Regions from separate parts of the Mus musculus genome. Here all the other regions are linked to region 2. Evidence: chromatin loops called from intact Hi-C (ENCODE). Cell type or tissue: left cerebral cortex. All regions are shown on one strand. Links, peaks and the distances in the headings refer to the core of each region. The heading gives the core; the rest is flanking DNA. Region 1 holds the start of Ube4a (ubiquitination factor E4A). Region 2 holds the start of Mpzl3 (myelin protein zero-like 3). Region 3 holds the start of Scn2b (sodium channel, voltage-gated, type II, beta).

Evidence for each region. A loop is a pair of places that touch in the nucleus more often than their neighbours do. Peaks named below come from ENCODE experiments on the same cell type or tissue, not always from the same donor. Only the 100,000 strongest peaks of a DNase experiment are listed, where the experiment ranks them.
Region 1: it touches region 2 in a loop (4-fold over the local background); 7 of 42 quality-filtered maps call a loop at or near these places.
Region 3: it touches region 2 in a loop (3-fold over the local background); 8 of 42 quality-filtered maps call a loop at or near these places.

Annotation. Positions count from the first base shown.
Region 1 is chr9:44,959,457-44,969,474 of GRCm38, forward strand. It overlaps Ube4a (ubiquitination factor E4A), which reads right to left and starts at 6,144. Exons shown (of 21, transcript NM_001346698.1): 1 at 6,029-6,144; 2 at 3,881-3,976; 3 at 523-683. The coding sequence starts at 643. In left cerebral cortex, for the core only: no CTCF peak of the experiment used is centred there; a DNase peak (open chromatin) is centred at 6,160; H3K4me3 peaks cover 1,764 bases; H3K27ac peaks cover 859 bases.
Region 2 is chr9:45,050,791-45,060,808 of GRCm38, forward strand. It overlaps Mpzl2 (myelin protein zero-like 2), which reads left to right. Exons shown (of 6, transcript NM_007962.4): 6 at 1,088-3,253. Mpzl3 (myelin protein zero-like 3) reads left to right here and starts at 4,391. Exons shown (of 6, transcript NM_001093749.3): 1 at 4,391-4,528. The coding sequence starts at 4,453. In left cerebral cortex, for the core only: no CTCF peak of the experiment used is centred there; DNase peaks (open chromatin) are centred at 4,405 and 4,580; H3K4me3 peaks cover 1,449 bases; H3K27ac peaks cover 1,061 bases.
Region 3 is chr9:45,115,291-45,125,308 of GRCm38, forward strand. It overlaps Scn2b (sodium channel, voltage-gated, type II, beta), which reads left to right and starts at 2,586. Exons shown (of 4, transcript NM_001014761.2): 1 at 2,586-2,803; 2 at 9,652-9,818. The coding sequence starts at 2,734. All of the region lies in intron 1 of Gm10684 (predicted gene 10684), which reads right to left. In left cerebral cortex, for the core only: a CTCF peak has its summit at 4,535; a DNase peak (open chromatin) is centred at 3,398; H3K4me3 peaks cover 1,890 bases; H3K27ac peaks cover 2,214 bases.

The DNA.
Region 1 (10,018 bases), core at 4,738-7,237, 90 kb before region 2:
CAATTCTCAGCAATCTGTCCTAACAGCAGTGAGCTACAAAGGGGGCCACTCAGCAGAATCAAAGATACACTTCTCCTGAGAGGTCATTTAAAGTGCTGGAATTAACAACTCTTTTTTTGGTCAGAAAAATCTCTAGTTTCTCTACTGCGTGCAGCCTGTTTACCACACCACCTTGGTCTTCCATGTTAAAAAGCTACTAACAGACCCTTTTCCCCCTTTGACTAAACAACTTGACAGCTTTGGGATCACAACTGGCTACGAGCCCTGTGGACTCACCTGATAGCCAGTCTCTCTTTATGTGAGAGGACAGCAGAGGGGAAGACCCCAAAATGAGCCACAACTAACATCAAACTAACTTTTGCTTTCACCAACAGAGACAGACAGAGAATAAAAGCAAAACAACTTCAGCACCAAACTTAAGTTCTAACTGTGGTTCATTTCCTAAAGAACCCTTCCTCTGGGAAGATCCGGGCAGACCTGGTTCTAGGAGCGGCATCTGCTGCTACTGGCTCCTCTACTTACCGGACTGCTGCTTCAGCTGCTCTTTCTGGATTGCTGCAAACTGCTTGGCATCAGCCAGGGAGCCAAAAAGAGCAGCAAAGGGGTTACTTGAGATGTTGTTGTTATTCTCCTGGTCTGTCATTTCACTTTAAGGTGTCCTCCATCCAGCCCTAGGGGAGCGGCTATGCAAAGGACAGGCATTAGACTCAGAAGGGCAGATAACACCATCACTGTAATATCCCCACCATCTTTCCTTTTCCCATCCTTGAATACCATGCTTTGGAGTAACACATGCCAATTCCTGTTCCCAAACTCAAGACATATTTGGCAAGACAGTTACCAGCTTACCAACTGGACACAGCTAAAACTCACAAGGCTCAACAGACACTGACTGCACCGACTGGCTGTCATGTTTCCATTGCCTAAACCTTGACTAGTGCACTACTGTAGCACTGTGACATGACAAAAGTTATGGATTTCCCATAAGTTCTTAAGCTGGCAGACTAATTTTCACTCACATGGGGAAAACAAAGTGACGCCTGCTCAGCCGGCTACAGCTCAGGTGGAAGCTGGGCTTCCTTAACCGCACAGAAACCCTGATGACGATGATTTCTTCTTCCCCCCTTCCTCTTCCTCCCCTTCTCGCTCCTTTTTCTTCTCTTTTCTAAAAGGCAGGTTTTCATATTATGTAGGTGGGCCACAAATTCCCTCTGTAGGTGGGGAGGACCTTGAACTCCTAATCCTTCTGCCTCCACCTAATGCTAGGATTACAAACATGTACTACCATGCCTGGCTTGATACTCAGATTTGGAATACTGAATCAAGGCCAGAATCCGATTAGCTGTTAGGTTTGTGCGTCTTTCATCCATATTAAGTTACCTAACTCTACTTACAGGTTTAAAACTACAGATCTGGAACTGGAGAGATGACTCAGCGACTTTTTCTTTCTTTTTTGGCTATGAATATTTAATCACATTTAACAAAAATTATCATACTTTATGTTGGAATTAACAGTTCTTGAGAGGGCTTTTACCTATGCAACCAGAGGGTAGTTTAATTTGCCCCTGATGCACGTGATGCCATGCTGAGCTGTCTCACTGTCAGCAAGCTACTGCTGTTCTCAACACCCCACAGTATCCTGAGATCTAAAAGATGGCAGAAGTATAGTGCACGCTTGTCACTTTGGCTTCGGAATATCACCACCTTCTCCCTCAATATGACACACTTAGTTTTTCGCTGAGTACCAAGTCCAGTCAAGACATATGTCCAGATGTGCTGATTTCACCTATGAGCTCCAGGAGGGCCAGAGAGGACAGAGTGATGGATCCAAGAGTGGGCAACACCTCTATCAAAGCTTATGGGAACCAGTGAACAATGTCTTTGGGCTGACCCTATAGAGAACTCTTTTTCTTCTCAGTTGCTAGGTTAGCAAAGCCCAAGCCCAGAGTTGCCACCTTTAAACCATCTATAAAATCCCTACCTCCAAATTAAGCAACCAGACAGGAAAACAGAGTATTTTAGACTTTTCAGTTATAAAAGTCAACAATAAAAGTTTGTAGCACACGTGTATATAGGCAAATTCCATAACCACATGAGCCAATGTGATGTGCATGCATAAGTGTGTAGCACACATGTATGCAGGCTAACTGCATAACTATACGAGCCACTGTGAAGTCTGTATACGTGTACATGTGTGTACAGTGATATGAGAGTGTGGCACACATGTGTACAGACAAAGTCTGAAACTACGTGAGCCAGTGTGAAGGGTGTATGCATGTGTGATACAGGTACATGGCGTACATGCATGAAGTATGGAGGCCAACAGAGGATGCTAGGGATCCCATGCTGTTACTTTCCTTATTCCCCTGAGACGGGGGCTTACTGATCCTAGAGTCAAGATGAAAGCCAGCTAGCAGTACCAATCCTCCTGTTTCTACTCCCCATAGTGCTAGGGTTACAGGTATACTTGTGGACACATCTAGCTCTTTATGTGGGTGTCGAGGATTTGAACTCGGGTTCTGTTTGTGCACCAGCAACTCTTACCCACCCACTAAGTCATCTCCAGGCCTTTTTATTTTATTTTATTTTTTTAATTAAAAAGTCGAGCCTCACTGTGTAGCCCAGGCTATCCTTGAATGTACAGTGATTCTTCTGCCTCAGTCTCCAAGTGCTAAGATTACAGGCATGTATCGCAATGCCTGGCTTGAGTTATTTTATATTTAAAAAAATACAACTGAATGATCCAGCTCATTAGATAGGAGACAATGATCTGCAGCATATATATAAAAAGAAAGCTGAAAGCAGGAAGAACAGGACATATTCTCAAAACTATCAGGAGAGAGGGCTTAGCACCACAAATGGCATCACTTCCTTTTTAATTCTATTCTCTTCCATTATATACACAAGCTAACTTTCTATTACATCTTTTCCCTGCTTATAATGGAATTTTAAAACTTCCACAGAGCACTCCTGGCAGATCAACTGTGCTAGCCTCTAGGACCCTCAAGTACAAGTTCATATCTGATTCTGAAACTATCCTCCAAACCACAACGCTTAAGCAAATGTTCACGGGCAGTCTCAGTCTTCCAAGTGATTACTCCTGAGCTGCACGTAGCCACACCACACCATTCCTCGAGATCTACTTCAAGGCACAGACTTATTACATCTGGAGATGCAGCAACAGGCCAAGCTCCCAGGCCAGACACTGTGGCGCTTCAGTACCTATGCATATGTAGAACAGAGAATGAAAATAAGCCTGCTATCACCTCAAATGCTGCCCTAGTCAGCTTTAACTGTCAACTTGACATAGCCTAGAGTCATCTTAGGGGAAAGCCTGGTTTGAGATTGCCCAGATCAGACATTTCTTTGGGGGAATTGTCTTGACTGGCTAGCTAATGGGGCTGGAGAGATGGCTCACTGGTTAAGAGCACTGACTGTGTTCTTCCAGAGGTCCTGAGTTCAATTCCCAGCAACCACAAGGTGGCTCACAACCTTCTGGTGTCTGAAGACAGTGACAATGTACTTAGATATATAAAATAAGTAAATAAATCTTAAAAAAAAAAAAAAGCAAGCAAGCAAAGCATCAGCCAGCAAGCAACATTCCTCCATAGGTTGTACTTCAAGGTCTTGCTTGAATTCTTGCCCTGACTCGCCTCAGTGATGGGATGTGACTTGCAAGTGCACAAATAATTCTTTTCCTCCTTTGAGTTGCTTTTGGTCAGAATGGTTTATAATGACAACAGAAAGAAGACTAGAAAGAATGTTACAAACAAAACAAGGTTTTGCCTACCCCACTGAAGTCATCGTTCTCGTATCTACTTAAAATAGGTATAGAGAATTTCCTTCTTTAGAAGCAAGGCTAAATCATGTGACAACTTACAGGAAAAAATGAGGGCCCACAGATCACCTGTTGAGAACCTCGGTGGAGATCCAGGTTAGACTTAGTCATTGAGCTTACACATGAAAATAAAAGTACCTAGGAAGAAAAGAAAGGTCTGGTGAAATGGACCCTCGATACCTGGTTTGGCTTAATACTTACTCTACCTATTTTAAGTTTCCCAGCTTGAGTAGAGTAGTGCATACCTGTAATCCTTGCACTTGGGAAGTGAAAACAGGAGGATCTTGATGTCAAGGCCAGCCTGAGCTACACAGTGAGACCCTGACTCAGAAATAAATAAGTAAGAGGTTGAAGAAATGACTCTACCAGAGTACCAGAGTCTGGATCCCAGTACCTGAAACAGGGCAGCTCACAAATGCCTGCAACTCCAACTCCAGGGACCTGACAACTCCTGCTCTCTGTGGGCATCCACACACTCTTACAGGTACACATCCATAAAAAAATAGATTCTTTAATAGGAAAGAAAGAAAGTGAGAGAGGGGAAGAAACAAAGAGATTAAGAGAGAGAGGAAGAGAAGGAAGGTAGGGAGAGAGAGAGAGAGAGAAAGAAAGAGAAATGGCTCAGTGGTTAAGAGTACTTGCTGTTCTTTTAGAGGACCACAGTTTAGTTTCTAGCACCCATGTCGGGCAGCTTACAACTTTCTGTAACTACAGCTCTTGGGGATCCAATACCCTTTACTTTTGTGGGCAGCTGCACACATATGGCATGCATATATACAGAAACACATATGGAGACATAAGCAAAACTAAAAAAATTATCTTTAAAAAGAAACAGTAATAGTAATAATAAACCCAAATTCCTTGTTTTCAGTTGCCACACAGAAACACATCCACTTTCTTGATAGCTTTTGGGATGGCACAACTACCAGCCCCCCCAAGGCTTTTGGATTTGATTCATTTTTAGTAAGTAACTTCACTTTACATACCTGCTGCAAAAGTCTACATCTCTAGGAAGTGTCAACCATTGGACCCATACAATTCTCTCATTTTCTCCTGACTCAAGCTTCTACTTATATAGAGTGCTGCTAATCCTTTAAGGCCACTACTGGCTCCTGAGAGCATACAGATATTTTAAGATCATGTCCAATCCAGTTTTAAAGTAGAACTATTGGTAACACTGAAAAACAGATTGCTATAGCCAAGTTCTATGGCTAAGGTGGGGTTGGGTGTAGCTCTGTTCTAGAGCACTTAGTATGCACCAGGGCTTAGTTTATAACCCCAGCAACTCCCTACCCCAAGCCCAAATTACACTGTATTAAATTGTACTCCATAAAGTCTCTATTTTGGAATTTAAAAATGTTCCCAAAGTAACATGTCTACCTGGAAATACCTTCAGTGTTACATTAGGTGTCGTAACAAAAATCCTTGCAATACGTTTATCTGCAAGCTAGGATCTCATCAAGTGAAGCACATACACGTCCGAAAACAAAAAAAGAACACAACACAACAAACAAAACCGTCTCTAACAAACCCTGGCATTTCATCTTGGGCCCCATTTTATGTCTCTGGGACCAAAAAAGTCAATGACATTGAGACTTAACCCATTCTTGCTCTAGGAGACAAAAAAGAATCCTAAAAGGAACAATACTAAACACAAAACGTCTGACTCTATGGTCAATCTGAGAAATGTTTTCTCGACCAAGAAAAACTCGAGCAGAATCCAAAGAGCTACAGCTGGGAAGCCGTCACTCGCTTTAAAAGTCAACCTCTTGCTACACGCACCCTACTGGTTTGATTGCTATGAGTCGAGCTTCATTTTGTCTCCTTGGCATCTGGCACTGTCGTTCACTCTTCGTATTTTATCCTTTGGGGTTCAGTAACATTCATAGGCAGCAGGGAGACCCACCCACCCTGCGCAGGTCCTAGATAAAATAAGTCAAAAGACAGCCACAGCCCACACTCGGGCCTTTCCTAGCAGGGACTTGGCAAAGAAGAAGGGAATGTGCAGAGCCACCGGACGCCGGAGCACCGTAAGGGTTTCCAGATTAGACAGGGTCGAAGTTCAAGACGGACCCGGGTCAGGCAAGCAGTTGAGAACAGCAGGCATGCAGGGGCCTTGACTGGCAATTGCTTAGGAGAAAACCGGGTCGCAGCCTCAACACTCTCGTCCTCTTATACCTTGCCTCTTACCGGAGCCTGAAAGGGCAGGGACGACGACACCTCACAGCTACAGCGACCAAAAGGTTCTTACTTCCGACTCAGCAAGGCAACCGGAGCTGACATCATCGCTGAGCGCCGAGCCTGTTGGGTCTTTACCCCGCGCCGGAAGTAGGGCGGTGTCGGGCTTCGCTAATGACAGAGAAAACACCGAGGAGGCGCATGCGCACGTTTGCTGGCAGCTAGCGAGGGTGGGGGGCGGGCCGGAAGTGGCTTTGGGATTGGGCTAGGCAGCAGGGCGGGGCGGGGCAGGGTTGGCTATGACTGCGTGCTTTGAAGTTTTGTGGAATATGAAGCTAGACCTTGGAAATCCATCTCTTGAGGGCAGATACACTATTGTGGTGTCGGGCTCTGCACAGACTGTGACTTTTTGCTTTTTACGCTCCCTTCTGTCCTATGGCTTTTTGGAGCCGTTTCACTCGTTGTGGCTTAGAAGCAGTAACAATACCAACAAGGACAATGTATAAGACGTTTTGAGCAGGTATTAGGTGCCAGGCAGCGCGCTATTTTGGGTTGGTCTTAGATTTATCTATACAATGCTAACAGTATACAGCCTACAAGTCTGGTTAATTTTTAGTTTTTAATTTTGAAAAATATTTATGAGCATTGATTGGTGTTTTGCCTGTATGTATGTCTGTGTGAGGGTGTCAGATTCCCTGGATATGGAGTTACAGACAGTTGTGAGCTGCAATGTGGGTGCTAGGAATTGAATCTGGGTCGTCTGAGCCATTTCTCCAGCCTTGGTTCTTAGTTTTAGTAAGGAAAATGAAAATTAAAACTGTAGTGAGTGGGACACCGTGGGGCATGCTGTAATTCTAGCACTTGGTACATAGAGACAGGAGAATTGAGCATCCGAAGTCATCCTCTGCTATTCAGTGAGTTTGGACTAACCTAGGGTTACTTCAAACCAACCATCCAACCAACCAAAACCCTACCCTATTCTGAGATACCCCTTAAAAAAAATTATATTGGCACAGCTCAATACCTCAGCAAGAGATTGGTAGCATACATGCATAGGAGTACCAGGCACTTCTTTGCTGTACTTGATAGTGTATATCTATATAACTGCTATGAAGTGAGATTTAGTTTAATAAAATTACATGTTCAGATATTTTTCAATGATATCTTTTATTCTTATTTGTTACTAATACTTTACATATATTCTAAGTGACATTTATTGTTAAAGCTAGACCAAATCCCTAACAATGACCTACAAATAATGAGACAGGAGACAATCTTGTCTTAGACATGACCTCCCAAATGCAACAAAATCTATAAAATGGAATTTATCAAAAAGACTTTTGCATTTCAAAAGTCACCATTAAGAAAGTGAGGTTGGGGCAAAGATTAATATTATGTGTTGTGTAAAAAGCCATTGCTCTGAGCTGAAGAGATGACTCAGCGGTTAAGAGCACCGCCTTACTTTCCAAAGGAGGCAGGGTTCAGATTTCAGCATGCACCTAGCAGCTAGAATCACTAACTCCACTCTCAGGGATACAATGCCCTCTTCTGGCCTCCATTGGCTCTGCATGCCCATTGTGCAAAGATAGACCAACAGCCCTAACACCCATATACACAAAATAAAAATAATACAAAATAAATGTTAATGTGGCTATATTGAAGTAGTGACAAATATTGTTGAAAATTCAAGATTCATAAAAACAAAAAGCTGTCATGTCAGTAGGGATGTAAAACGATGCTGTTAGTTTAGAAAAGAATTTGGCTGTTTCTTTAAGAGCTAAAAGTGAATTTGCCATATGATCTTCATTCCTAGGTCTTTACTCCAGAGAAATGAAATTATAGTTGCATAAAGAGCCTTGCACGCTGGGCTGTGGTGGTGTAAGCCTTTAATTCCAGCCCTTGGAGACAGGGCAGATGGATCTCTGTGAGTTTGGGGCCAGCCTCATATACAGAGAGAGTTCCAGGACAGCTAGGGCTACACAGAGAAACTGAGTCTTGAAAAAACCAAAATAAAAACAAAATAGAACATTTCAAAAGAATCCTCATTGCAGCAGTGCTTATAATAGCCGAGAAGTGAAACCATCATGTGTCCTTTGACTGGGGAATGGACAAGCAGTGGACTGCCCATGAAATGGCTTTTCAGCAAGAAGAAACAAAATACACATATACTTGGAGTTCAAGGCTAGATAGATAGCAGGACCTGTGGGAAGCCACATATGCCATTACAAGGTGACGCTGGCTACCACTGGCCACCACGCATACGGTTGGGTAAACAACCAATGTGTACATATGCAATAACGTTTTTTGCCAAGACACTGCCTGGCCCGGGCATGATAATGAGGTTCTGTGAGGTACTGAGAGTATAACCAATCAGGTGTGAGGCATGCAAATGAGGTAGAATGCATAACCAATCCGGGTGTGAGACACGCCTCTCCTAGGCCTATATAAGCAGCACCAGTGCTGGGCTTGGGGTTTCGCCTCTGCAATCAAGCTCTCCCAATAAAGAAAAAGAAAACTTGAAGAGACAGAGACTTGTGGCTGCTTGGGGTTGAGAGTCAGCATAAGGACTATTAAAACAGTGGTGGTGATGTTTTCAACCTGAATTATGATGGGGCAAATTACTAAAAACTGCTGAGAACAGGTGAAATCACTTAAAATTGGCAAATATTATCATAGGCTAATTATATATCATACAGGCTTCTTTTTTTTTTTTGGTTTTTTTTTTTTTTTGGTTTTTTTTTTTTTTTGGTTTTTTTTTTTTTTTTTTTTGGTTTTTCGAGATCTAACTCCTTCTGGCCTCATAAAGCACCAGGCATACATGTGATACACATACATGCTGGCAAACACCAAAACCATAAAATAAAACGTCAAGAATGAAACCTGTGAGCCCTGCGTGGTGGCGCACGCCTTTAATCCCAGCACTTGGGAGGCAGAGGCAGAGGCAGAGGCAGGCAGATTTCTGAGTTCCAGGCCAGCCTGGTCTACAAAGTGAGTGCCAGGACAGCCAGGGCTACACAGAGAAACCCTGTCTCAAAAAAACCAAAACAAACAAAACATTCTAAGTTTTAATGTTTGCTGGGTTCTTACGCAGGTCATAATTCAGTGGGCCAGTGCAGCAGTGAGGTGGCACATCAAGAAAAAGTATCTGCCACACAAATGTGACAACCTGAGCCCAATCCCCTGAGAAACAGAAAAAGAGAACCCACTCCACCATGTTGTACAGAGGCTGGAAGCTTCCAGGACTAGGCCTAGGATAGCAGACAGAGGCAGTAAGGCTTAGAGACGACAATCACATCACATGAATAAAAGTTACTTTTACAGGTGCTGGGGATTGAACCCAGGTCTCTTGGAAGAGCAGCCAGTGCTCTTAAGCACTGAGCCATCGCTTCAGCCCTCCAAAGGGAGTTCTTCACACATGCGTTGTTGTTTCAGCTATGTCTCCACATCATTTTGTTCCAGGTAGCAAGTGAAGTCATGCCTGGCAAACAGGCAGCACAAACTGTGCTTTAAGTAAAATGCTACAATCAATCAATCCTTAGCCAGTAATTGGTCTTGTCTACTTTATCCTTCATAATCTTCAGGTTGGATTAGGAGAAAATTCAAGATATATAGTGTTATATCATAGTGTGAGACATAGGGGAAAGGAGAATAAAGTGTACTTGAGAACTTTTCTTATATGCTTAGTATACACCTAAGAACATATGTAAGAAGCTCACTTGCCTGTGGGGAAGGCTACTCTGTGGCTGGACACTCCGGTGGAAGGAGACCTTTCACTGCATATGTGATTCACTGAGTAGTAGTAGTTGTTGTTATTATTATCATTGTTATGCTTTTACTTATTGTTATTACTATAGTGTGTGTGTGATGCGTATGCATGGGGTGTGCATATTCTTCAAGTGTATGTGGAGGTAAGAGAACAACATGGTGGAGTGGGTTCTCTTTTTCTGCTTCTCAGGGGATTGGGCTCAGGTTGTCACATTTGTGTGGCAGATACTTTTTCTT
Region 2 (10,018 bases), core at 3,146-5,645:
CTCAGAACTTGGGAGGAAGAGGCAGGTGGATCTCTGAGTTTGAGTCCAGCCTGGTCTACTAAAGGAGTTCCAGGACAGCCAGGGCTACACAGAGAAATCCTGTCTCAAAAACCACCTACCCCCCCGAAACCCAACTAACCAAATCATATATATATATATGTATGTATACACACACACACACACACACACACACACATACTGGATCTGAAAACCATGTAATAAAGAATAAAGAGCACTAAGTAAAATCTTTGAAAATAAAAACTGAATTAGTGGGAGAGTAAACTTAATATTTTCCAGCCGGGTGCAAACCTTTAATCTCAGTGTTTGGGAGGCAGAGGCAGGCAGATCCAGGCCAGCCCGCTCTATAGAGTGAGTTCCAGGCTGTTGGGAGCCGCCCTCACATTTGCCATTATAAGATGGCGCTGACAGCTGTGTTCTAAGTGGTAAACATAATCTGCACACGTGCAGGGGCAGTTTTCCCGCCATGTGTTCTGCCTTTCTCGTGATGACAACTGGGCCAATGGGCTGCAGCCAATCAGGGAGTAATACGTCCTAGGCGGAGGATAATTCTCCTTAAAAGGGACGGGGTTTTGCCATTCTTTCTCTTGCTTTCTTGTTCTTGTTCTTTTTCTTGCTTTCTTGCTCTCTCTTGCTCTTGCTCTTGCTTTCTTGTTCTTTTTCTTGCTCTCTTGCACTCTTGCACTCTTGCTCTTGCGCTCTTGCTCTTTTGCGCTCTGGCTCCTAAAGATGTAAGCAATAAAGCTCTTGCTCTCTTGCTCTCTTGCTCTCTTGCTCTCTGGCTCCTGAAGATGTAAGCAATAAAGCTTTGCCGCAGAAGATTCCGGTTTGTTGTGTTCTTCCTGGCCAGTCTCGAGAACGCGTGTAAGACCAGGCCAGCCTGGGATACAGAGATTTTTAAAATTTGTTTAAATTTGTATCTCCTGTCAGAAATCACAGACGATATATACTCTGTCTCAAAAAAAAAAAAACCAAACCAAATTTCTATTAGGAGTGGATGATGGCACTGCCAGGTATTCCTCTTAGATTCTTCTCAAGAACATTGACTTTTTAAACTTTTGTATTCCAGAAGCTGAGGATTTTTGAGGACACCATCAGCACCCCTTGAAATCAATAGAAATGTTTCCAGCGATGACCTGTCTGTCGTCCTACAGGTTCTGCAGCACAAACCTGCCCAGATGAGCAACGCCCCTGCCTGGCAGCTTTGGGTTCTGCCTGAGCTACTAGACTCAGACTTACCTTCGTTGCTACGGTTCTATCTAATTCCAGAGTGCAATTGTGTGTTAGCTTTTGCAAACCAAGAGGTTACATATTTGTCCTTCCACATTCCTATGGTGTGTGACTCCCATATTTCTGTGCATCAGAGGGGTAAGAAGCCAACTAGCTTGTCTGCCAGAACATACCTTCTCATATTTTAGTTTCTTTAGAACAGCACACAGGTGTGCTCAGGGGTCTGAAGAGATAGCTCATCTATCCTCTTGCAGAAGATCCCAGTTCAGTTCCCAGCATCCATTTGGTGGCTCACAACCATCAGTACCCAGTTTTAGGGGAGGTGACACTCTCTTCTGGTGTCTGCAGGCACTGAATGCATGTGATACATGCAGGCAGATACCCCCCCCCCAAGATAAAAATAAATTAAGTCATAAAAAGATGAGCTAACCATTCCAGCCACTTTTGATTAATACCAAAATCCAAAGTCACACAGGAAGTCTGATTTTCATGGCTATCTTTAAATGGAAACATCTTGTTTTACTGATTTTTTTTCAGTATCCTAGGTTTATTGTTTTGTCAATTATTCCAAGGTTTATAGATGACAGCGCAAATCTAAGCACAATAATGACAAAAGGTCACAAGAACACCAGGACACCAGCAAGTGCTACCAGGATGAATCTCTCAGCATCACTTTTGTATTTATTTATTTATTTTTAGTCAGGTTCTCACTATGTAGTGCTGGCTGCTCTAGAGCTGACTATGCAGTGTTGGCCTGAAACCTAGAGACACCCCCTGCCTCAGCTCTCAAGTGCTTCACTCAAGGGTGTACCCCCACATCTAGCCCGACTGTAGGTTTGTAATGAGCACAGACAGCGTGCTTGCTGTGTGCTCCCTTTTACCCCCAGCTCAACATTCTCTTCATTTGCAGACTGGAGCCCTTAAGCAATTTATTAGAAGACTTCGTGATACACGATAACTTTAAAAGAAAATAGACTTGTGAAGAAGGCCAACTCAAAGCAAATGACCATTTTTTTTTTCAGTCTTATGTGTGAGAACTGGAAGAGATTATTTAAAATACTTTTGGTTTTAATTCACCTTACTTTAAGGAGAATTTGCCATGGGCCAAAGACTACCTAAATGGAAATAACCAATTTTATTTTTCCCTTTATTTGAGTATAAAGCAAACTTTTCAAGTGGCCTATGGAAAGAAGAGGGATGGCTTTCTTCTTTGTGTCTGGTTACATGGTCTGTGCACACTAGCATTGTTTGGAGAACAGAGACCATCTAAAAGTTCAGGTCCAGGGTGAATCTTTGCGATGTGATGGTTTAGTCTTCACTGACTGGGCCACACAGACTATTTCTTTTTAACAAACTGGAATTTCCAAAAGATTCTATTTCTACATATTGGATCTTGTAATTTTACCCAGTCTTTACAAACAAATTGGCATAATTTAAATATAAATTTTGGTCTTGAAATTCATTCTATACATCTTGTTCCACTTTTTAAAATGCCTAAAAAAGGTTTTGTTTTTATTTCTCTCCCTCCCCCCCCCTTAAAAATTAAGACAGGGTCTCACTACTATATAGTTCTGTCTATCCTAGAACTTGCTCTGTAGACCAGGCTGTCCTTGAACTCAGAGATCCTACTGCCTCTGCCTCCCTAGTGCTAGGAATAAGGGCATGTTCCACCATACCCTGGTCTAAAATTTTGATACCTAGTTTTGAAGCTACAAGTTAGAGCTATATTTTCTCTTGTGAATATAACAACTGGATATTTCTTTAAACAGATGGCCTGTGTATATTTCATATTTGTAATGAAGTAGTTAAAAACTCACAGAGAATGTCTCCAGGGAACTTGCAGCTTGTGTCTTGTTTGAATACTCATGGGATATCAGGTTCTTGTTCAGTGTCTCCTTCCTAAGAGTACTTTTGTACTGTAACTTATTTTTTATTATGCATGAATCACTGTGTAAATAAACCCTTAGTAATAAAGAACTATGATTTTTATTATTTGCTTACAAACAAATCTGCAAAATTCACAACAGCAGTTAATGGAAAACAAGGGAAGATGTTTAACTTTGCTCAAGTTTTCTTGGTAGATAGTAGAGTTAGACACGCAGAGCAATCATTAATTGATGAAATTAATTTCTAGTAGTTTTATATTTCTATAGGCTTCACATATTGCTTTGGAGGACTGGGAAATGGGCAAAATGATAGCACACATTTGGAAGACTCATTTCTTGGACCTAACCCTAATCTGAGTCTTACGACTGAAGTCCAGGTTGTCCTTAGTTCTTCTGCCCCAGTCTTGCAGATCTTGGATTTACAGGCTTTTGCCATCCTACCTGACTTAGTTTGGGAACTTTAGAAACAAGGATATTTGTTTTTCTACTCTTGATTCTTCTCATAGAAAAAACTACCGGCTTCCAAGTCTAGTAAAGTATGCCAATGGAAAATGTCAGCTATGAAATATTTCCAAAAGCTGAGGCTTTTTATTCCCTTTTACTTTCATTAACCATGGCGGGTCCAGGAGAATTGAGTGATTACACCAGTAAAGCGGGGTCCTTTCCACCCTTTCTTTCAGAGCATGTTAGACTGTCTCATTCCACGTCAAGTACCGTGATAATGATATCCTTACTTTTAAAATGCAAAGATACACAAACCCAAGTTCCTCCTCTCCTTTAATACACACTGTAATGATTTCATCATCACTGTCACTGCAGTAATTTAATAAACATCCAATTCTGAATGATGTAATGGCTACATTAAAAGGTACACAAATGACGACGCTTGCACGTATTTACCAAAGGACCCAAAAAAGATATATTTATTCTGATCTTGGATGGTCGCCTACGTTTTCCTGAACTTCAAATGTATGAGAATCTTTTGTGAGGGTTCAACTTAGATATTCTAGAGAGATAACTTCTGGATTACAGTCGGAGGATCGAGCCTGGTTCCCTGGAATTCCATAAAAATAGAACTGTTTTTTCAGTCTGTAGCCAATCTGAAGCAGAAGAGCGCAATCAGATCCTCCTGAGAGTCAAAGAACCGCTGATGAGGGTAACCGGGTACGATTCTAGTAACAATCCTTGTCCCTGATTGAGGTTGGGTCCGGGACGGCTCTTTCAAAGGTGACTCCCGACATGACGTCACTTCCGGCACCACCTGCATGGTCCCCGGGAGGCGTAAAGAGGGTGTGTAAGTATCGGAAGAGCTGTCGGGATGCAGCTGGCAAGAGGAACAGTAGGAGGCCGTGGCTGCGCTCTCTTTCCACTGCTGAGCATCCTAGTCGTCCAGGGTGAGTGCGCCAGCTGGCTGGACTCCACTTCCGGCAGGGGGCGGGGGGGTCAGGAAAGATGGTCGCTTTTCCGGTTCCGGGTTGGGGGGTCTCAGAAAAGCCCCCGCTCGGCTTCTGCGAAGGAAGGAAGGAAGGAAGGGAAGGAGGGGGTGTGGGATGGTTTTCTTTCCCGGCTAGCACCTCCCACTGCGGAGAGTTGGTTCCCCTCAGCTCTCAGAGCCCGACCACCTTGTGAGACTTGACACCGCCTTGATGATGCCTTGACGAAACCACAGCGAGCACAGGCTTGGCGGACACTCACTGCTCTTGTGAGATTCTCTGTGCTTGTCTGCCAGGGTTCTGAGTTGCTGTTACACCCTGGTCGGAAACCGGGCAATTCGTGTTCCAGTTATTTTGAGAGACACAATCAGGGCTAGGGAAAAAAAGGAAAAAAAAAAAAAAAAAGAAAAGAAAGGAAGAAAGAAGAAGAAGAGGAAAAAAGGAAAATCATGACTTAGTGATTTTATTTCAGGGGCTTTTAAATAAAACATTTTAGACAAGAGTTATAGTGTGATTTTTCTTATAGCAGGCATATTGCTGAAGAAAAGGCACCTTAGGACTTTCTAAACATTCTGAAGTATAAGAAAAGTCATAGCCATTCTTCTGAAACTTGAATCTTTTAACTATTGTCAGTACAGTGTTGCCATAATGACACTATTGTAAGGTTTGGATAATTTTACTTTCATGCTATTCCAATTTCTAAATTTCAATCCAAACTAATTAGCTTCATTTTGAAATGCGAATATTCTCTTGATTAGTGTGTGTGTGTGTGTGTGTGTGTCTTCCTAAGAAATGGAATACTGGTATAGCTAGCATTAGAATGAATTGTTGTATTGTAGCATTTCTCTGAAAATAATGGACATTTCTGAAAGGGGTCTTTAATATTGTGTAAGTATTAGGTGGCTGAGTCTCATCAGGTAAGATGAGGAGGTTTTTGTTTATCTGGTGACTAATCTGCATGTTGCCAGCACACTCCCTGATCCCTCCCAGCTACCTATGTCATCATAAATGTCCAGTTTTCCCTCTGAGTTCTTTTTACAACAGAGCCAGGCCTACTGTCACCTCATATAAACTCATATATATATATATATATGCATACATACACACACACACAGCAGGGCTGTGGAGGGAGAAATGTCCACATATTGTCCCAATGAGAAAAAAAAAAAAAGATCCTAGAAATTGTGTCTTTTTGTAGATCTAGTGTCATTTCACATATACGAGCAGGTGTCAAATCTAGCAAAACAAATGGTTCAAATTAACTCTGGAGGGCTGGTGAGATCAGTAGGTAAAGGGGCTTGCTTTGCAAGCCTAAAGACCTGGTTCCATCTTCAGACTCTACATACAGGTGAAAGGAGAGAACCAATTCAATAGAGTTGCCTCTGATCTGTACAAGTATGGACACATTCTATTAATAGTTTTAAAGTTATTGATCACTGTGTAGAAACCTATTAAAGATATAGATTTAAACTCCTCACCCACTCCTCCAGGTTTTTTTGAATAGATTTACATTCTGCCTTTAAAACAAACAAACCAGGGGTCTGGAGAGCTGGCTCAGTGGTTAAGAGCATTTGCTGCTCTTCTGTAGGACTCTGGTTTGAGTCACAGAGTTGACGTCATGGCTTACCATGATTTGTAACTCCAATCCCAGGGAATCAGATATCCTCTTTGGCCTTCATAGACCCCCGATATGCAAGTGCTGCACATAAAGGCAGAATTCCCAGACACATAAAATAAAAAAACAAAGGTGGGTAGTTCACAGGCCTATTCATTCACTAAAATACAGTTCAGTAATTTTTAGTGTGCATGGTGTGCAATCATCATTACAACCACTTCGGGAACATTTTTATCACCCAAAAGAGAAACCCTGTATCCATTCTGACCTTCCCACAGGCTCTGGAAACCACCAATCTGCCTCTTTAAACTTTTGTCTACTCTGGGCACTTAATACAAAGTGAACCAGCCACGCGCCCCTTTGTGAGTAGCTCTCTTCACGTGGTGTGTTTGCAGTGCTCCATCTGGTTGGTTGTCTGTTGGTTCGTTTTGTCTCTTTTGAATCGCAGGTGGTGGGCTTTGCTTTCCCACTAGTGTTTACTCGCCATCCCTCTTCAGAGACTGAAAACCCTTACATTGTTGTCATGTTTGAATTGGCCTTCAGTTTTAAGTCTGATTCTGCTTGTTTCAGTTGGCTAAGTATATATAAATGATAGGCTGGGGGTCTGGGGATGTAGCTCTGGGTGTAATGATGCATGCATGTAATCCTAGCACTGGGGATGTGGAGGGAGGAGCACCACAAGTTCAGAGTCATCCTCAGCTGCATAGTGAATATGAATCAAACCTGAGAAGCAGGAGACCCTGTCTGAAAAAAACAAGAGAAGGAGGAAAGGGAAGAAGGGAAGCAATAATGGTGGAGAGCCCAGTATTACACCTTTTCATGTAATGCCAGTATGTAAATTTAAGATAGGAAGATTTGCAATTTGGATGTACAAAGTCAGTGCCTTTGATTTTGTCATATTTAATTTCTTTCAGTTCTAAAATTATTTTATTAGAATGTGATTTGTATTTTTCATTAAATGGTTTTGTTAATTTTCATATTTTTTATGGTTGTGGCTGGTTTTACTTGGCCAGAATAAATATCAAGCCAGAACACGGGTGATCCCATCACTTGGAATCCTGAGGCAGGAGGATGGAGTGTTGGAGGCTGGACTAGCTTTGGCTACATAGCATGATCCTGTCTCAAGAAACGAAATAAAAATAAAACAAAAGTTAAATGTCTGAAAGGATATTGTGCTAAAGTGGGGGGAAATTTGAATCGCTGTAACATGGGGGAAGATTTGAATGGCTGTAACATAGGAGTAGAGAGAGTTTTAAGAAGGGATTTGAGAGAAAGATAGAAATATGGAGACAAGAGAAGGAGAGGAGAAAGGAAGAGAGAAACAGAGGTAGGGAGAAGAGACAGAAAGAGAAAGGGAGGAAATGGAGAGAGAGAAGCGGGGACACTGGGTGGAGAGCTGGCTGGAGGAACAGCTTGTGTTACAGATCTGCAGATCTTGTGTTAGCTCTAAAGCAGGCATTGGCAGCCATTTCCAGTAATGGAATGAGAGTAAACGTTTAGGGTGTGTGGGCAGCTGTTCTCTGCCACTTCTCAGTTTCTGCCAGGTGTGCAAAAGCAGCCAAACAAACCAATGTGGTGGCATTCTGATACAATTCTGTTTACACAAAGGTTGGAGTGTTTTAGCTATTTCCTGTGTGATCAGGGGAGAGACTGATTGGTTTAGACAATCTGGGTTACCCATGGAGCAGATAGCAGGGTGACAGCTAATTATTATGAGTTTGTTCCTTTCTCATGAAAGCCATCTGCTTCCACTTGAATCATGGGTCATAGGTTGCTGACCCCTGACATGCTGTTCTTTGACATTATCCCTTAGGTATCAAAGACACGTAAACTTACCCCAAGTGAGACTCGTGGCTGGTTTCCCCTCTTTCAGTGAGTGGCTTTTTTGAGTAGAAACTGAGAGTCATTCTTGACACCTTTCTCCCTCCAGCATTAATTTCTTGTGGGAACTGTCTGCGAATTTGTGTGATATGTTTTTCCTCCTTCAGTATACCAGCCCAGTCTAGAAGTGATTATTCAGAACTGATCTTTTCCTGAATGCGTGCAGACAGAAGCGTGGAGGGAGGCATTGGAAATTCCATAAAGAAGGTGATAGGGAGAGAATGAGTGAGCAGTGCACATGTGTTCTTACACTAGTAACCTCGGTGACCCTCCCAGTTTCTCTCTGCCCGCCTCCCTCCCTCTGGAGTTTTGCCCTGATGGTGCTTGCATTTCAAGAAGGAAATGACATTTACAAATCAAGTGTGGTCATGGCACATGGGTTTGGGTGGTACTGTGTTAGAGGAACTTTGGAGGAAGAGCAGAGAACTTCAGGGAATTTGGGGAGCCCATCACAAAGTGATGTATGTGAGCGGTGGTGAAGGTGTTTGGATATTGGGGTGTAGTGGGGAGCAACTCTAGCAGAATGGTAGGAATGGGGAGATCTTTCCAGACACGTCATATTCTAAGAAGAGCATTGAGGTGTGAAAGGAAACAGGATCTTCAGAAAGTGACTGGGCAGTCCAGGCACAGGGCAAGGGGTACGATGCCATTGGCAGGTATCTGAGAAAGACTGTTCCTCTTAAGATTTTAATCCACAGCCCCATGGGGAATTAGTTCAGGTTTTCTAGTACGTGTGTTACCCACTTCAATAATAATAGTTAATATTTGTTAAAAGTTTTTATTTTAAGGACTCTACTAAGCATTCTATGTGTGTTTATGTTTGTTTATGTATTGTGCTAGGGAGAGGACACAGAGCCCTACACAGCATATTGGATGTTCACAGTGATCCTAGGAGGGTGGTTATTCTTGCCATTTGCCAAATACAGCAACTGAAGTCTGAACAGGTTAAGGGACTGTGTGTGACCCCGCCCTTATCAGAAGTCAGACGTGCTAGAGCTTGGTGCTGTTCTGGCCACATTCAAATCTACTCCTTTAAGCTCTATGTTGTATTTATGTTCTAGGCTATAACCATAGGCTGAGGGGCACGTGTAATTCGTAGGTTCATTCTACCATTTGGGTTTTAGACCCAACTCTCCAGGACTGACTAGGCTTTTTCTTCTTGTTCGTGGGTCAGGAGTTAGAGCTTGAGAATGGAGGTTCTTTTGACAGAGAAATGAGCATTTTCAGGGACATAGAAGAAGGGGCAAATTTAGCGTGGCAGTCAGAAAGGGTGCTATGTGAGGAACCAGATGGCCGTCATTTTTGAGATGGGCCAGATTCTTACTAAAGACCTTATTAGTGAGCTCTGTCTTGGTCTCCTCCTTTCAGGAGGAATGTGGCCAGACTAGATTGTCCAGAGAGGAGTGAGAAAATGACTCAAAGATGCCAGAGGTACAGGCACTGGGACAATGACTCAGAAACGCCAGCGGTAGGAAAGGTCAAAGCCTGTAGGAGAGACAGGAGGCGATCTCAGCAGGCAGGCGTGGGGCGCTGGAGGTAGGTCGACTTTCTGGCAGTTGTAAGTGTTTTAACTCATTTAATCCTCACAGTGACTTGGGGGTGAGCTCCATTTCTGCCAGGACACGTAAACTGAAGGAGTAGGTCACTTGCTGAGCTGCTCAGAGCCAGCCACTGGGCTGGGGTTTGAACCCAGAGCTTCCGACTTGGGTTCAATCCTTACACTGTCCTTCCTGCCTGTGACAGAGGACCACTGGATGGAATTGCTTTGTTCTGAAATCATGCTGAGGTCTTTGGCCTTGGCTACAGGAAGAACCTTGGCTTTGTGAGTCAGAGTAGGAAGCAGGAAAAACAAAGGGTAGTGTTTTAATTTCCCAAGACATGGCTCTCCAGTGGGGGATATATTTTATTCACGGATTCCCCAACATCACAGAGGATCTGTTGGAAGAAAGTGCCAG
Region 3 (10,018 bases), core at 3,373-5,872, 65 kb after region 2:
TCCAATAAAATCTTCAGTGATAAATGACACCTGGCAGAAATGCCAAAACCACAGGGCTTCACTTCCAAAAACAAAAAAGGCCCATCTTTGATTATAGTGTCATCTGTCTGCAAAACACCTCTGAGTTTCTGCTTCCTGGACTCCTATTGGTTCCTAGGGGAGGCTTGTCCCCTTGTAACAGATGACTACTGGGGCCCCAGTGGGCTATGGGAGGGTCTGACAAAGCCCCTATCTCCTGGTCCCTGATCTGATCTGGCTACTACTGTTTGTTTGTTCCTTGATCCTGGAAGTCTGAGCTGGCCCAAGGCTCTTGGAAGTTCGAATACTTCAGTGACTATTAGCCAAATTCTAGGGAGAAGCAGAAGAATGTAGGATTGTTTCTTGCCTCCCATGACAATTAAATAGAAACTTCCAGACATAGCATGAGGTCAAGTGAGACAGCAAAGCAAGTTTCCTTTAGTTTCTGGGCCTCACAAGGCACCATAGGCGGCATCAAGAAAAAAGGAGGAGGCCGGCTACGTCAAACTAAAAATCTCTGCGAGCGGTCTAGGCTGAAAAGTGTCTGCGGCCAGCCCACCTGGTTGGTGGTGTTGCAGACTTGGCTGGAAGAGCCTGAGCAGAGCGGGAGGTCCGAGTAGTGCTGGTCTAGACTCTGGGCACACACTTATAAAGAGGCCTCGGGGCCCTAGGGTGGTAGGGATGGGCACCGGGAGAGACTCTCCTGAAATTCGGACTCCTACACCGTGGCTCTGTGCAGGGGCCATGGGAGCCCTACCGTAGAGTGACAGAGGCGCTGGGAACAGGGTCAGTGCAACATCAGGACCTGTCACCTTCTGACTTCTCACAGCCCTGCCTTGAAGTTCCAGTTGGCTTTGGGTCTTGTGCCCCTGGGACAGCTTTCAGAGACCAAGCTGGACTTCCAAATACATTCATTCATCCGGTCAGCAGCATCCCCGGGTGGTCAATTACCTCCCGGTTAGTGAATTTCAAGTCTCAACCAGGCGCTGTGCAGAATTCTCAGCTCTTCCCTGTGTGGAAGGCTCAGTCACAGCCATGTGGAATAAGGGGAGTGGGGTTGGGGGGAGGTCAGCCTCTTCCAAAGAGCTGGGTTTGAATCCTGGCTCTGATCTATCACCTGTACATTGGACCTAACGTTAAGATCAAATTGTGATTCCTCACTGTGGACAGATAAATGTGCACAGCTAAATAAATGATTGCTGTTTAAGGACCTGTGATACGCTTGGCTCTGTTCTCCTCTTTGCTTAGGGCCACTTCTCTCCTAACTTCTACTTGTGACAACCTGTATTCTCCCCTCCTTCGAAATAACAAGTTTCAAACATACACCAAAGCCAAGGGAAGTGTGCCCCAGGCACCACCAATCATCTGGGACCATCAGCTACATTACCCACGGGTGTTAAAAACACAGACACTATCTTTATGATACCCGGCAGCATTAGACGTTATTTGTTGACATAATCAACGTCCAGTTTACATTCGCTCCCTGCTCCCCTTGTCTCAAAACCTGTTCCTTTCCTTGTTGATTTGTTTGAATCCGGGTCCCTCAGAGGTCCATGCTCTATTCTCTTGTAAAAGTCTCTTAGGCATTTGTGCATCAGCCTTCTCTGACAAGTTCTGTATTCTGCGGAAATGCTAGAGCAATGAGGAAGTCATTACTTTCCAAGAGCCTCCTGCCCACTTCGCTGAACCCAAACAACAAAAGGCAACTCTTTCCTGGGTGTTTACATCTATGTACGTACGTATGTACGTACGTACGTATGTATGATCTATCTATTCTCTTGCCCCTCCCCGTGTGTGTGTGTGTGTGTGTGTGTGTGTGTGTTGGGGAGAGACAGAGAGAGACAGACAGACAAACAGAGAGACAGAGAGAGAGCATGTAGCATGAGTATACAGGTGCCACTAATGTGTTGAGGTTAGACCATAACTTGCAGGGATCAGTTCTCTCCTTCTGCTGGGTGACCAGGTGTGTTCCCGGGGATCAAACTCAGGTCATCATGCTTGGCAGTGGCCACAAGCACTTTCCCCAGGGAATCAACTCACAGGCCTTTGGGGCGTATTCATATGATAAAAAGGACTTCCTTACAGCCCTTTGATAAAAACAGATGGCTCTAACAGTCTTTCTCTTTTTCCTTTTTTCTTTCTCTCCCTCCTTCCCTCCCTCTCTCCTTCTCTCCCCTCCTTCCTCCCCTCTCTTGCAAGGGTCTTGCTTTGGAGCCTAGGCTAGCTTTGGACTGCTATGAGTTCAAGGCAGTCCTGTCTCTGTTTCCCTAGTGCTAGGATTGCAGGCACGTGCCACCTCACCTAGAATTCTCTAACAATTTTCAAAGTCTAAAAATCATTTCAAATGCAGTAGGAAGGCAAAATTTGATTGAGCTCTGAGTTTAGAGGCTAAATTTTCTGGCAACTTAATTTCTTCCAGGAATATCTTTTTTATGCCCTCCCACCTGCTTTCTGAAATCCACCAACCACAATATTTACTCCATCCCCTTTTTTTTCTTCCTTTCCCTTATACACCACCCCCCTCTCTTTTTAGCAGCCACATACAAGTCGGCCATATTAGAGAGATGGAAATAAAGCTTCCTCAATGTTGCATATGTCTTTGAAGTACATCCGTGCATTTTCTTTTTTAGCATTTAACCATTCCTACCTTGTGGTCCTTGGTCCCTCAATCACCCTTTCCCACAGCCCACCCGCCTAACGTCACAGTCTCTGAAAATGCACAGGGATGCCTGGCTACCTCGCCCTGCCTTCAGTCTCACGGGGCTCAGTCTGTTTTTCTCTTTGGGTAAGTTAGAACCACATCTGCATGCTCCTAAGGGTCAGAAGTGCAGCTGCAGCGGAAAGAGGAGGGGGCGGGGGAGGGGGCAAGAGGGAAGGAGTGTGAGCCGCTTCCCTCTGTGTCCTTGGGAAGGGGCGTGCTGGGGATCTGGGACAGCTGGGACTGCCGGATGCTGGGCTTCTCCTTCCCAGAAATGTTGACTAGAGGGTGAGTGTTGCTCGGGGATGAAAATGGTCAAATTTATCAAGAGGTGGTTCATCCTGTAGATTTCCCTGAAGTGGACCCATGTGGGGGTGGGGCAGAGCTAGGCTGCTCTGCGGTCTCTTCAGGGATTTTTCTCTTCACCACCACCACCACCACCACCACCACCACCACCACCACCACCACCACCATCATCATCATGTTTTCATTTTCAGTTACTTCCCAAGAGATCTCATAGGAGTTGCTGGCTTCTTTAAAAGTCTCATTTGTGAGCCCGTTCCCTGGGATCTGGTGGATTTAAAGGAGATCGCGTTCTCGAGAGTTGGGGGCAGAGAGTTGAGCCTATCCCACCAATTTGTTGGGATGCGTGTGGGAGGAGGTGGGTATCAGGCTTAAGGACCAGCTCCGGGTTGGCAGGAGAGGCACCAGAGTAGCTGCTACCGAGGCAGGCACCCCTGGTGTGAACCAGATGGAATGGATGAGGTCAGGTGCCCAGGATCCTGGGAAAAGGAGCAAACTGTAAGTGGAACCTAGGGAGAGTTCCTTTAAAACCAGTCTCCGTGGTCCAGCCCAACCTTGCAGACCACCCTGTCGTAAGGTCCCAAAGCCAATTTCATAGCTGAACACCTAGAGACCTCGTACTAGGCAGGTATGTTAGGAGGCTATTTGTAGGCCTGCTTCCCGACTCTACCCCACCCCACAACCCATAAGGTCTCACTTTGTAGTCTTGGCTGATCTCGAACTTTCAGTGATTCTCCTGTCTCTTTCTCTTCCTGGGTGATGGGATTACAGACAAGTGCCACCATGCTGGGCTCTAAACCTGCCTTGTGGACAGTTTTACTCTCACTCTTAAAATTCTCTCTGTAGTGCCTGAGGGTCAAGTTTAAGGATCTTAGGTGAGATTAGGTCCCACTATAAGCTCTCTCAATCTGTCTGTCTCTCTGTTGTCTCTCTTTCTGTCTCTATGCTGGTCTCTGTCTCTCTGTCCCACCTTCTGTGTCCTTTCTCACTGTGCTGGGTGGTATATCCCCCCTCCCTCTCATGCTGGGTATAGGGCCCACAGGGATAACAGAGACATGAAGCAATCCTGGTAACCTGCAAGATAAAGATCTAACATCTTTCGTCTTTCGGAACTGGACCCAAGTTTAAAACTAGCTTTGTGTTTTACTCTATAACCATGGGCGAGACCCTACCTACCCCGAGCGCCACTTCAGCATCACTGCTCCCATGGGAGACTGGAGACTGTCTCTTGCTTGGTGAGCTTGTGACCTAACACACAGCAGGGGCCAACATGCTTCCCGTGAACCCTGGCATGGCATATTTTGCTAAGCCCTCACGCACAGCAGTTACTTGTAGTAGATACTGTGAATCTATTCATGTTCTAGGGTGGAAACAAAGGCACGGTGAGGTTCAGTAACTCCTCCAATCAGGTCATGTGACTAGCATGAGAGAGCTGAGATTTGAACTCAGAACTGAGATTTGTATCTGGCTTAGCACATTCTTTTAATATTGGGTTCTACTGCCCCCAATGTTCAGGAAGTGGTACTACTCTGTTGGCATTAATTGGTCAAGAGTATCAAGTACAGGCTAAAAGGGGGAGTAGGAGGAAGATCTGAATTTAAAAAAAAAAAAAAAAGCCAGAGGTGGAGGACAGATCTCCTCTCAGGCACTGGCCACAGCCTCCTGTCAGATGGAGGCTGTCTATGGCAGCCATATTTAAGTGAACAAGGCCAGGGCTTTGGCAAGAGGACCAGCGGGCCTGGCCTTGAGGGAGATGGTGCCTTGGATGCAGACGCCTGCGCATGAGGGCTGCAAGGAGGCAATGGGAAGAAGTGCATGTTTCAGCAGGTCTGTGAGAGTGGAGACCTGGAGCTTCGGGAAGCTGTAAGGAGGCACGCCTCTGGCAGTCCATTCCCTCGGCAACGGAACTTGGATGCTTGCAGTAGCAGTGGTCACTGGGATGCAGGGATACCACCGATTAGGAGGGAGAGCGTATCAGAGGCAGGTTACATGCGGATGACTGTAAAGATGGCCAACAGCTATTCCCACGACAAGCTCCAGGGTGTTTCTCAAGACCACGCGTTTTTCAGCCACTGTCCTGGTCATCAAGGTCTGGGCTGTGTTTGAGGGGAGCTTAGAGAGTAGAGTGTGGGCTTCCGTTCAACCCTACACATTTGCTGCTAAGGGCAGGACTTAGATTTGGAGGAGAATGCCTCCTCCCTGCCTACCCATACCCCTGGCAACAAAATTGTATTGAGCACTCAGTATGTGCTATGTGCCGTTCTGGACTCAGGGATAGCAACACGAATAAGAAGGAGCTCACCAGAGCCTCTGGAGAGACGCAGGTACATAAGCAACAGCGCCTCAGCATTGTGTGTGCTATGAGAATGTTGGGCATGCTAATGCTGGAGGTCACCTTTTGCTAACAGCTGTGTGCCAGGCTGAGCTTCGCACATAGAGCACGTCACTTAATTGCCCCATTGACCTTAGAGGGGTTAGTGTCCCCTGTATTACAGATGAGGACATTGCAGCACTGGAACCCTAGTGCACTTGCCCAAGATCATATCAAGATCTCTAGAGTCCCAGGCTTGAACATCCTACCACTTGGCCCCTGAGTCACTGGAAGTAATAGGAGCCTGGCTGGGAGAGGATCAGACACTAGGGAAGATGTCACCTAAGCTGTGCCCTATGAGTGGGGTTTGGGGTTTATGTGGAAGAACTCCAGGGAGGACGGCGAGCAAAACTTCCAACCTAAAGCAAAAGCCTGAACAAGGCCAGGTGGAGGGGAGGGAAGAGGAGACTGGGAGATTCGGTGTCCCTAGAGTCCCACGCAAGGGGTGGGGCCTGGCAGGAGATGAGGCTGTGATGTGCAGCTGTGCCCCAGATGGGAAAGGCCACCCAGGAGCTGCACCCAGGTGCCAGAACTCTGCCCTAGAAGCAGCAGGAAGCCACTGGTGTCTCGGAGGTAGGGGATGGGAGTACAGCTTGGTTCTGGCTGCCTGGGGAGGAGATCTGGGCAAGAGAAACTGAGTGGAGAGGCGGGAGAGCTAGACATCACATGTCCCTTGGAGGCAGGAGCTATTAGAAGACAATTCTCCCCAACCTCCTCTTACCCCTCCCTCCCTTTTTAAAAAATCTTCTTTTTTCCTTAAGAATAAGACAAGTGTATAGATTACTTTAGGCCTGGAAGGAGGAGAAAAGGGAATTTACTTCCAAGTCTTTTGAAGAGAGTGTTTGGCAGATAAGCCATGTTTCAGGGTCTCTGCATGATTGCCCTGGGAGAACAATGGATGGTCAGGGCCTAAAGGACCCAGCTGTGTCGAATACTGGGTTGCTGCACCCCACTATCATCTTCCTGTAAGTTGGGAATCAGGAAACCTAGACCTCAGACCTGGTACCAGATAGGACTTTGGTGGAACCCAAGGCGGACCATTGTCTGCTGGGGATTCTGCAGGAGTCAGGGACTGGAGCCACTATGTACATCTTAGGACACCTTGAACGGACAGTAACCAGCCCCCCAACCCAACCCATCCCCAGCTCTGTGTCCTCACCTCAGCCCTGTTCGGAGCCAGGCGGCATGGATTCAGGTTCTAGTTTCTCCTCACTTTCTTCCCTGCTGCTGGGACTGGTTCGTTGACATCTGTGGCCACTAGAGGGCACACGAATCCCATCTGGCTCCTCTTGCAGAGCACATGCAGGGGGAACCCGCATTGCACCTTTCTCTGTCCCCTGCCATTAGCCTGAAAACGCCTCTGGCTCCCCTGCAACTCTGCCACCTGACGTAGCTGGATCCTTCTAGATGAGATGGGGCGGGAGGGAGATGTGAGCTGATGTTCAAACTGGGAAGGAACAAGGAGAAGAAAGGTGGACTTTACCGAGCCAACTAGTTTCACAGAGCACTTGTGTGGGGAGGGGTGGCCCTGGGAAGGTGGAAGCCCTTTCAGGGGGAGGGGCTGGATAGGTCGGAATGCCCGGTATAGAAGGTAAACTGAGGACAAGCCTCCATCAGTTCTTTCCCTCAAATTCCTCAGCCTCTGCAGTGTGGGGGTGGTGTTAATATTTTCTGCACACCTCCCTCTCGTCTGGCACCGGGCCAGGTACTTTTAGACTCGATATGAAAGTGCAAGAGCTGAGAGCCAGGCTTTGTTCCTCTTGGGAGGAGCCCCATCAGCTTCCCCAGCTGGCGTAACCCCTGTGAGCAGCTCTGTGCTCAACTGGAGTCATTGGTGAGCAGGTGTGGTCTCTAGACCCGCCCCCAGGCAGGGCCTTGGTGGGGATTCCAAGGCCAGCAGTCCAGAGACCCTCCTGATTTTAGGTTTCGAGCTCTGCAGGCCCTTCACAAGGGTGGGTGTGCAGTGCAGAAGGGTGCTCCGGCAGGTTTAGCTTCTCTGCTTGCAGGCTGTTGTACTTCTGCTTCTGAAGGGAGGGCCAGCTGGTTTGTGGGAAAACCCAGGATCCTTGCAGCCTGGCTCCTTAGCTAGAGATCCCGGGTAAATCCAGTCCTGAAGTACCCTCAGTCCTAGAGACTGCCCCACCTCACCTCTTAGCTCTTTCTGTCCCCAAAGCAGACGTTAGGAGAATGCAGTTAATAGCAGCTGTCATTTGCTGAGCTCTCAGCATTTACTTTAGTCACTATAAGCACCCAGTGACAGTGTCATGAACTAGGTTTGCTGGAGGAAGGGGCTGAGGCACAGGGATGGGGGTGGGGGTTCGGGGGTAGGGGTGGAGAAGTCTGCTTACATTTCTCATAGTTGATCGGGGCTACAGCTGGGACGGAAGATAAGTGGAATTGGGGGGACATGTGTCTGCCCACATCAGTAGCTATAATCTTCACTCAGCTGGCACCCCATCGACTGCACCCCATCCTTAAACCCCCCCTAAATCATCCCAGATCCCATGTTCTGCCCCTTGGCCTGGTCCTTGCCCAGCTCTAATCTCAGGTCTTCCCATGCCCTGCCTTGTTCTTTCTCAGATGTATGAAGGTCAAATCCAGCCTTAGAAATGTGGCCCTTGATGTTCCATGATGGCTCACTCCTTCTCAAGTTCAATGCTGTCTGGATGTCATTCTCCAGAGCCTTATTTCCTGGCCACCCTTAAACTCCCCTCTGCCATATTTTATTCTTATATCCCATGTCATGTAACATTCCAGACGGCCATGTTCCTATTTTCATTCTTGTCCCTTTATGCTCCCTCACCAGAATACAAGCCCCACCACACAGTGGTTATGCCTCATACTAGTGACAAGTCCTAGGATCTAGGACTAAACACAACCTGGCACACAGTAGGTAATTTACGTGTATTTAGTATCGTGAATGAATGAGGGCTAGAGATGTGGTTCTGTTGGTAGAGTGCCTGCCTCTACCAATTTAAGGACTTACATTTGATTCTGAGCAGTGAATAAACTGGGTGGGGGTGGGGCACCCTTATAATCCCAGCACTCTGGAAGTGGAAGTAGGCAGGTTAAAAGTTCAAGGTCATTCTTAGCTATATAGCTAGTTCCAAGATAGCCTGGGCTACCAGAGGAGGCCAGCCAGATACACCCCTCCTCGCAACACTCCAAGGCCAAATGTAAAAATCAAACCGAACAAACCAGACAAACAAAAAAAGCCATGCCCCATATCACAAAACAATGAAAATGAAGTGGCACTGTCACTGCTGGGGGTTTTGATGTGAGCCATTGCTCTAACCCTGAGCTATGCCCCTGCCCTGTTAATACTAAGCTGAACTTTTAGAATGAAGTTTTAACAGCCTTGGCAGATGATCGATTGTGGAATTAAGGTCTGGGCTAGTCTGAGGCAGTCCTGCAGGTATCTGTGGAGTACTTTCATGGCTTTGCAGTGCGTGTCTCTGTAACGGCTGGGCCCTGGGCTGCTCACCTGTGCTCCCTCATCTCTGCTCTACGGAGTATTGTGGGGGCACTTCTCTCAGTTGCAGCACCAGGCCTTGACCTCATCCAGTACTTCCGAGGGATTTCTGTTCCCACCCTGCCTCCTGCCAACCTGAACCAACTCTGCGCCATAGCGTTTCCAGGTCAGCATTTCCCAAAGGGCAGAGCATCCATGTAGGCCGGTCAGCAAGTCCTCAGAATGAACCTCTTCTTATGGGACACCTCTTCTTTCCCGTCTGCCCTCTTTCTCGAGCCTGGGGATAGTCAGTGGCTCGTGCTGGGCCAAGGGAGAGCGAGGCCTTCCCAGGCTCGCCCAGTTTTAGCTGCCTGCCCCATGGGAACAACGACGCTTCCCCTAGATGGGCTTAAATAATAATCTGAAGCAAAAATAATCTGGAGTGGATGGAGAATGGGAAATGGAGGCAAGCCCAGTGAAGCCTTTGGCAGGGAAATGGCTTCGGGGTGGGTAGAGGCAAGGAAAGGGTCTGCCTACAATGAACTTAGAACAAGCAGAGTCCATTTGACTGTCCATGGCCTGGTAGACAATTTGATGGGTCTGTTCTACACTGGTTCTGTTCCTCTTCTCCTCCTAAGGACCACATCTGGTGTCCCTCATGCGCTTCACCTTCCTAACAGCTGTAAAGAGCCCAGCCTATTGCCCCTTAACTCCTCTGTCTCTCTCCGTCTGTTCCCCATTGGCTACAGAAGGGTTGCAACCCTCCACCTGTCACCAAGCATCCTCATCAGGTTGTGGTTCTATCTGCAGTGCCCCCGGGGCGGAGCATGGAAGTCACAGCGCCCACCACTCTTAGTGTCCTCAATGGGTCCGATACCCGCCTGCCCTGTACCTTCAACTCCTGCTACACCGTGAACCACAAGCAGTTCTCTCTTAACTGGACTTACCAGGAGTGTAACAATTGCACAGAGGAGATGGTAAGTCCTGGTGGAGGAGGGAGTGGAGGGAAGCAAAACCCCCAAGGCATGAAGCCCACCATCCCCATCCCATCCCCACCCCCACCCCCACCCCCACCCCCATCCCTAGTCCTGCACTGGAACAGGGCCCCAAGAGGACTCTGTGTAGGCTGTTTGATACAGAGGTTATGATGTCGCCACAACTGGATGGGCCTTCCAGG